2 separate regions of the Homo sapiens genome follow, and region 2 is linked to region 1. A link is a loop called in an ENCODE intact Hi-C map of the cell type or tissue named here. Cell type or tissue: CD14-positive monocyte. All regions are shown on one strand. Links, peaks and the distances in the headings refer to the core of each region. The heading gives the core; the rest is flanking DNA. Region 1 overlaps PLXNC1 (plexin C1). Region 2 overlaps CRADD (CARD and death domain containing adaptor protein).

Region 1 (2,913 bases), core at 88-2,587:
CTAGGGCAGCTCAGTAATGCCCAAGCCTCTCCCCTGTATCCTGTGTACAGATTCTTGGATGTAGCCCCTGAATTTACCCAGAATCCTGAAGACCCAGGATCGTGTGGATGATTTGGAAACTACCGATAATCCTCAAATCCCTTTATTCAGAAGCTTTCAGCTTCTCCCTTGCCAAGGCTTGTCACCAGAACTGTTAGAAAGGATGAACACTGATAGACACAAGCTTGGCTCCTTAAGCCACAGCGTGGGGGAACTAATGAGCGGCAAAAAACAAAACTCAACCCAACGCAGACAGTAGGAGGAGGAGAAGAAAGAGGGCTTGGATCAGCCACAGCCTGACTCATCAGTTTCTGAGTGATCATGAGTTGACGGCATTTTGACATGTGCCAGGCACTGTTGTGTATACCTTGTTGAATGAGAGTCAGGAAACAGCAATTGGGGCCCAACTGCTGTTTTTTACCACCACCAGTAAAAACCTGACTTCTTAAATCTCTGCAAATCCTGTGAGTTTTAATATAATTTGGTGCAATTTTAAGCCTCATGTTATTTAAATAATTTTTCCTTATTGTAAAGGTAATATATGCTCATGTAAAAAGTTGCAGAGTCGTCGGGGGTGAGAGGACAACAAAGAAAAAATTACCCCTAATCATGTCATGCAGAAGCAACTGCTGTCAGCATTTTGGATTCTCTATTTATGTAGTTGAGGTCAGGTTTTGCATCCTTTTCTTCAGTTAGTGAGGGAAAATGCTTACATTAAAATGTTATTGCAAACCCTTTGTAAAAAGTATTTTTAAATAACTATATCATATTCTATTATTTGGGTACATTATTTTGAACTTAAGCTAAGATACTGGATCACTTTTAAAGTATCTTTAAAGACATGCATTTTCCAAGGAAGACGGCATTACCTCCAAAGGTAAGATTTCACTGATAATCTGTGAAGAAACTAAAGGCTACAGTATGCCAGTACCTTTACTGTCCTCCTTCTCTTGCCTATAGACCTAAGTCCCTTTATAAGATTTTGGGGAAATAGAAGGAATTTAGAGCTCAAAGGGTCCTTTGAGAGCATCTAATCTGCTCTTTTATTTTATCGGTGTACCGTCCCATGGTCGTGAGGTGAGTTATGTCTAGTCACCCCCGCAGTTATTTCCCCATCCTGCTTCTTTTCGGAACATGATTGCATGCCGGGTTTTTTTCAGTCGTCAGCATCTCCACTGAGATCAGCTGAAAAGTATGGTCACACTGAACTCAGCTTTGGGGAATTCACACTGCACGTGTTGCACAATGTATGCATTTCTGTAAACACACACCGAGTCTTTCTCCAGATTATAGTACAGCCTATCATGTGGTTTGGATTCCTTTGAGCTGACTCTGTTGCCCATAGAAAATTGTCCTTATTTCAAAGGCAGAATTGCATATTTTGAGCTTTTCCAGGTGGTAAAGTAAGTAATAACAGAATATGCATGAAATTTGAAATTTGTAACTTTATGCATGCCCATTAACCTTCGTGTAAGCATAAAAGATAAGAAGGCAATGGGCAAGGAAGAATAATCGCTAACATTTCTGAGCTCTTCCTGTGTGCTGGGCATTAGAACCAGCATCTGCACGGGTTAACTGGTTTAATCCTTACCAGTCAATACTCTCACCATCCCCACTTTATAAATGAAAAAACCTGAGGCCTCGAGAGGTTAGGTATCTTTTTCAAGGTGCTCTGAACCAAAATAATCTGTCCCAGAGCCCGAGCTTCTATCCCCCAACTAAACTGCATTAACTCTTACAGAGCTTAGTAGAGTTTGAGAGCTGGTTTTTGTTATATTTCTTTCTAATACTGGGGTATAAGGGTTGATACCAAGATGCAGATGTTTGAGGTTTCATAAGAAGGGGCCGAGAACCCTGTGGTTTAGTTTGTTCCTATTTGGGGATGGCTTCCTGGCAACCCAGCTGAGTGCAGAGCCCGCTCCTCTCTGAGCTGCGCGTAGTCCACGGGGGTCTCTGAATCTCCTTTGGGGCCCCAGCTTTACCCCAGTGGGCTCCTTTGTAGGAAAGGTAGGAATTCTGTATTCAAGTTGCTGTTTTGAATGGTGTCAGCAGTAAAGACTAGTGTCTCCCCGACCTCCCAGGGACTGCAGTAGGGTTCAGGATACAGGAAGCTATATCACATAGCTCTATCCTGTCCCCATATCCAGTCTTGAGGTATTTCCTATGTGCTTGGGCTCAGACTGGTTACCTATGTGGCCCTCTACTCCCACTTAATGGCTTTCTTTTGTTTATTTTTTTTTCTTTTTTGAGCCAAGGTCTGGCTCTGTTGCCCAGGCTGGAGTGCAGTGGTGCAGTCTCGGCTCACTACAACCTCTGTCTCCCAGGCTTAAGCGATCCTCCCACCTCAGCCTCTTGAGTAGCTGGGACTACAGACCTGTGCCCCCACACCTGGCTAATTTTTTTGTATGGACAGGGTTTTGCCATGTTGCCCAGGCTGGTCTCAAACTCCTAGGCTCAAGAGATCCTCCCACCTCGGCCTTCCAAAGAGCTGGGATTACAGGCATGAGCCACTGCACACGGCGCCACTCAGGGATTTCGTTTATTCAAATCACAGCAAAATTAAACCGGTTCCAAAAAGTTCTGTCTGAATTCAAACAGAAGCAAAAACTCTGTACTGCCTAAAGAGTCTGCCTTGACTCTGGTTATTGAAGTTTTTGAATGAATGTCAGAGAAAAAAATCTTTTGTAAAGGCAAGCTGTACTATATACCCAGAAGATGTTCAAATAAGGAATAGGAGAACTTGGGGAACCTAGAACAGGACCTGGGACCGGAAGTGGTGGTGGTGGTGGGGATGACTGAGCTAACAGACCAAAAAGTTAAAACAGGAGGAAGTGTCAAAACTTGGAAGTGGGTTCATTGGTTGGCTGTTTAGGA
Region 2 (2,913 bases), core at 201-2,700, 400 kb before region 1:
GCTTTATTTAAATTATCGTCTTTTGAGGTAACCTAATTTATAAAATATTCAGCCTAATGGCCATCATTCTGAGTCTGTGGTTTGTGAGTTTGTACTAATTTGCATGACTCCTTTTAAAAAGAAATGGTTTGTTGTTTGAAAAAATCAAGTTGACATCCTTTGTGACTGTTCAGAGTGTGTTTGTGGTTTATTGGCTTCTAGGGCATTAGGTTTCTGTCTCCCATATTGACAGTCTTTATGAGCTCGTTAGCCACTGTTCTGGTAAAAGCCATTTTGATCTGTGATGAGGGCACTACATTAAAAGAGTATTGAAGTTGGAAATCTATATTTTGGTTCTTTCATTAGAATGTGCCCTTTACAAAAGAGGCAATATGAATTTGCATTGCAAAGGATTGCTTATTTCTTTTTAGAACTCTTGAAGTCAGGTAATTTAATTATGTCTATGCCATAGCCTTTTATCTTCCTCTGCAAAGAAACTCTCTCTTCTGACACCTCATATTGGAAGCCGGTCTTCTTATCCCCAGAATTAATTAACATGCAAATACTTGTCTAGAGATATGGGAACAGTGCTTTTTCAATTAGCATTTAAATATCACTCTTAATGATGTTAGATTGACTCTTTTAAGGGAAAATTAAAATAGTATAGTCATCTCTGGATTATTTCCTAGAGCATATTATTGATATTTCTGAAGATATGGGCTTAGTAGGAGCTTTTATCTTCTACTGTTCACAGACTGATTGAGTCAGATCCAGGGTTGGACTGGACAGCAAAGCCTGGTTCTGGCCTTCCTTTGCCTCTGGTTTCCTAGCTAGGCCTGCTGATCGTGCCCTGCACTGCTTCTCAGTAGCAAGTGTATTTATGTAGGAGCGGCACCTGCAGGAACTGTTTGCAACTGGGAAGGGTACCCAGAAGCAAGGAGGGAAGTATAGAGGAGCTTTGGTAGCAATCATCTCCCAAAAAATAAAGAAGATGAACTTTGGAGTTAGAGATGCATAGGTTCAAATGTTGCCTGTGCCACTTTGAAGCAGTATGATGTTGAGCAAGTTACTTCCCTTCACTGAGACTCAATTTCCTCATCTGTAAAATATAAATAGTAATATTTACCAGTCAGGTTGTTAAGAGGGTTAAACATGACAGTATATATGCAATATGTCTTACGTAAGTCAGAGTAGGCTCTCTGCTGTAACAAAGAACTCCAAATCTCAGTGGTTTAACTTAGGTTATGATGTGGTTTGACTGTGTCCCCACTCACATCTCATCTTGAATTCCCACATGTTGTGGGAGGGACCCAGTGGGAGGTAGTTGAATCATGGGGGCAGGCCTTTCCTGTGCTGTTCTGGTGGTGACGAATGAGTCTCACGGGATCTGATGATTATATAAGGGGGAGTTTCCCTGCACAAGCTCTCATCTGGTCTGCTGCCATGTGAGGTGTGCCTTTCACCTTCTGCCATGATTGTGAAGCCTCCCCACCACATGGAACGGTAAGTCCATTAAATGTCTTTTGTAAACTTCCCAGTCTTGGGTATGTCTGTATCAGCAGTGTGAAACAGACTAATACAGGTTATTTCCTGCTGGAAGAAAGAGGAGGGCTTTGCTTCATGCAGACATTCAGGGACCCAGATATCTTTCATCTAGTGGCCTTGTCATTTTCTAAGGCCTTGGAACCCTCATTGAATCATCTGTCTCTGGCTGGCAGGAGACGGGAGAGAGTGAACATGGATTGTGCAGAAGGCCAGGCTGGAGGTAGGGCACATTGCTTCCACTCAGATTACATTGGCTAGAACTCATAGCCATACCTACTTTGTGAGTTTTTTTTTTTTTTTTTTTTTTGAGACAGGGTCTTGTTCTGTTGTCCAGGCTCTAGTGCAGTGGTGTGGTTGTCCAGGCTCTAGTGCAATGGTGTGATCAGGCTTGACCACCTGGGCTCAATCGATCCTCCTTCCTCAGCCTCCCAAGTAGCTGGGACTACAGGTGTGCACCACTCCACCTGGCTAATTTTTTTTTTTTTTTTGTAGAGATGGGGTTTCACCTTGTTGCCCAGGCTGGTCTTGAACTCCTGGGCTCAAGTGATCCACCCACCTCAGCCTCCTGAAGTGCTAGGATTACAGGCATGAGCCACTGTTTCTGGCCACCATAGCTACTTTCAAGTGAACCTGGGAAATTTGTGCTTAAGAGAAAACCAAAATGGATTTGTTTAATAAACACATAGTCCATCACTATGTAGTTCACCACAAACATATAGTAATACTTGTTGAATAAATGAAAGGAAGAAAAATGAAATGAATTTTCTTCTTCATAGATTCCTAGAGTATTAGAGCTGATGGGGGCCTTGGAAGTGATAGAGATTTTACCCCTTCTTTTATAGATGAGGAGCCTGAGGGCTTGAGGAATTTAGTGGCCAATGCAAGATCATCCAGCTGTTTAGTGGCAGGACCAGAACTTGAACCCACTTTCCCCAAATGCTGCTGTTTATTCTGCATTTAATTATTTAAAATATCATTGTTTTCTGCCATAGGGTTGCCCTTGCCTTTTGGAATGTGAAGATGGGTTAGGAGGTGGGAGGGGGGTTAAGGATGTTATTCTGATCATGATAGCTAGACTTCAGTTTTCTTTGGGGAAGAAGAGGTTTGGTATTTTAGGGTAGATATACCCTCAGGGCTGGAGGCTCTACAGCTTCTCAGTAATTTGTACTGAGAGTGAAAATTAATCTTCACTCACTCACTCATGTGTTTAAATAGCTTTTCTTTAGTCCCCTCCTATGTGTAACAAATCATCCAAGGTGATATGGATGCAATGATGAGCAAGATGTTCACAGCCTAAGGAAGGTGTCAAATATTTACACAATAATTACTAAATGAAATGAGGAGCAAGGAAGCAACAAGGTGGAAGGGACCAGCTGCTAGGGTGGGGAG

What was found. Hi-C counts contacts between places; a loop is a spot of excess contacts. Peaks named below come from ENCODE experiments on the same cell type or tissue, not always from the same donor. Only the 100,000 strongest peaks of a DNase experiment are listed, where the experiment ranks them.
Region 2: a loop joins it to region 1, with 6 times the contacts of the local background. A loop is called at or near these places in 1 of 110 quality-filtered maps.

Annotation. Positions count from the first base shown.
Region 1 is chr12:94,171,917-94,174,829 of GRCh38, forward strand. All of the region lies in intron 2 of PLXNC1 (plexin C1), which reads left to right. The region is part of intron 1 of PLXNC1-AS1 (PLXNC1 antisense RNA 1); the gene reads right to left. Among named protein-coding and RNA genes, the nearest start is that of PLXNC1-AS1, 3.1 kb to the right of the region's middle. In CD14-positive monocyte, for the core only: no CTCF peak of the experiment used is centred there; DNase peaks (open chromatin) are centred at 335, 1,225 and 1,915; H3K4me3 peaks cover 1,788 bases; H3K27ac peaks cover 2,500 bases.
Region 2 is chr12:93,772,005-93,774,917 of GRCh38, forward strand. The region is part of intron 2 of CRADD (CARD and death domain containing adaptor protein); the gene reads left to right. Among named protein-coding and RNA genes, the nearest start is that of CRADD-AS1, 36 kb to the left of the region's middle. In CD14-positive monocyte, for the core only: no CTCF peak of the experiment used is centred there; a DNase peak (open chromatin) is centred at 1,217; H3K27ac peaks cover 1,922 bases.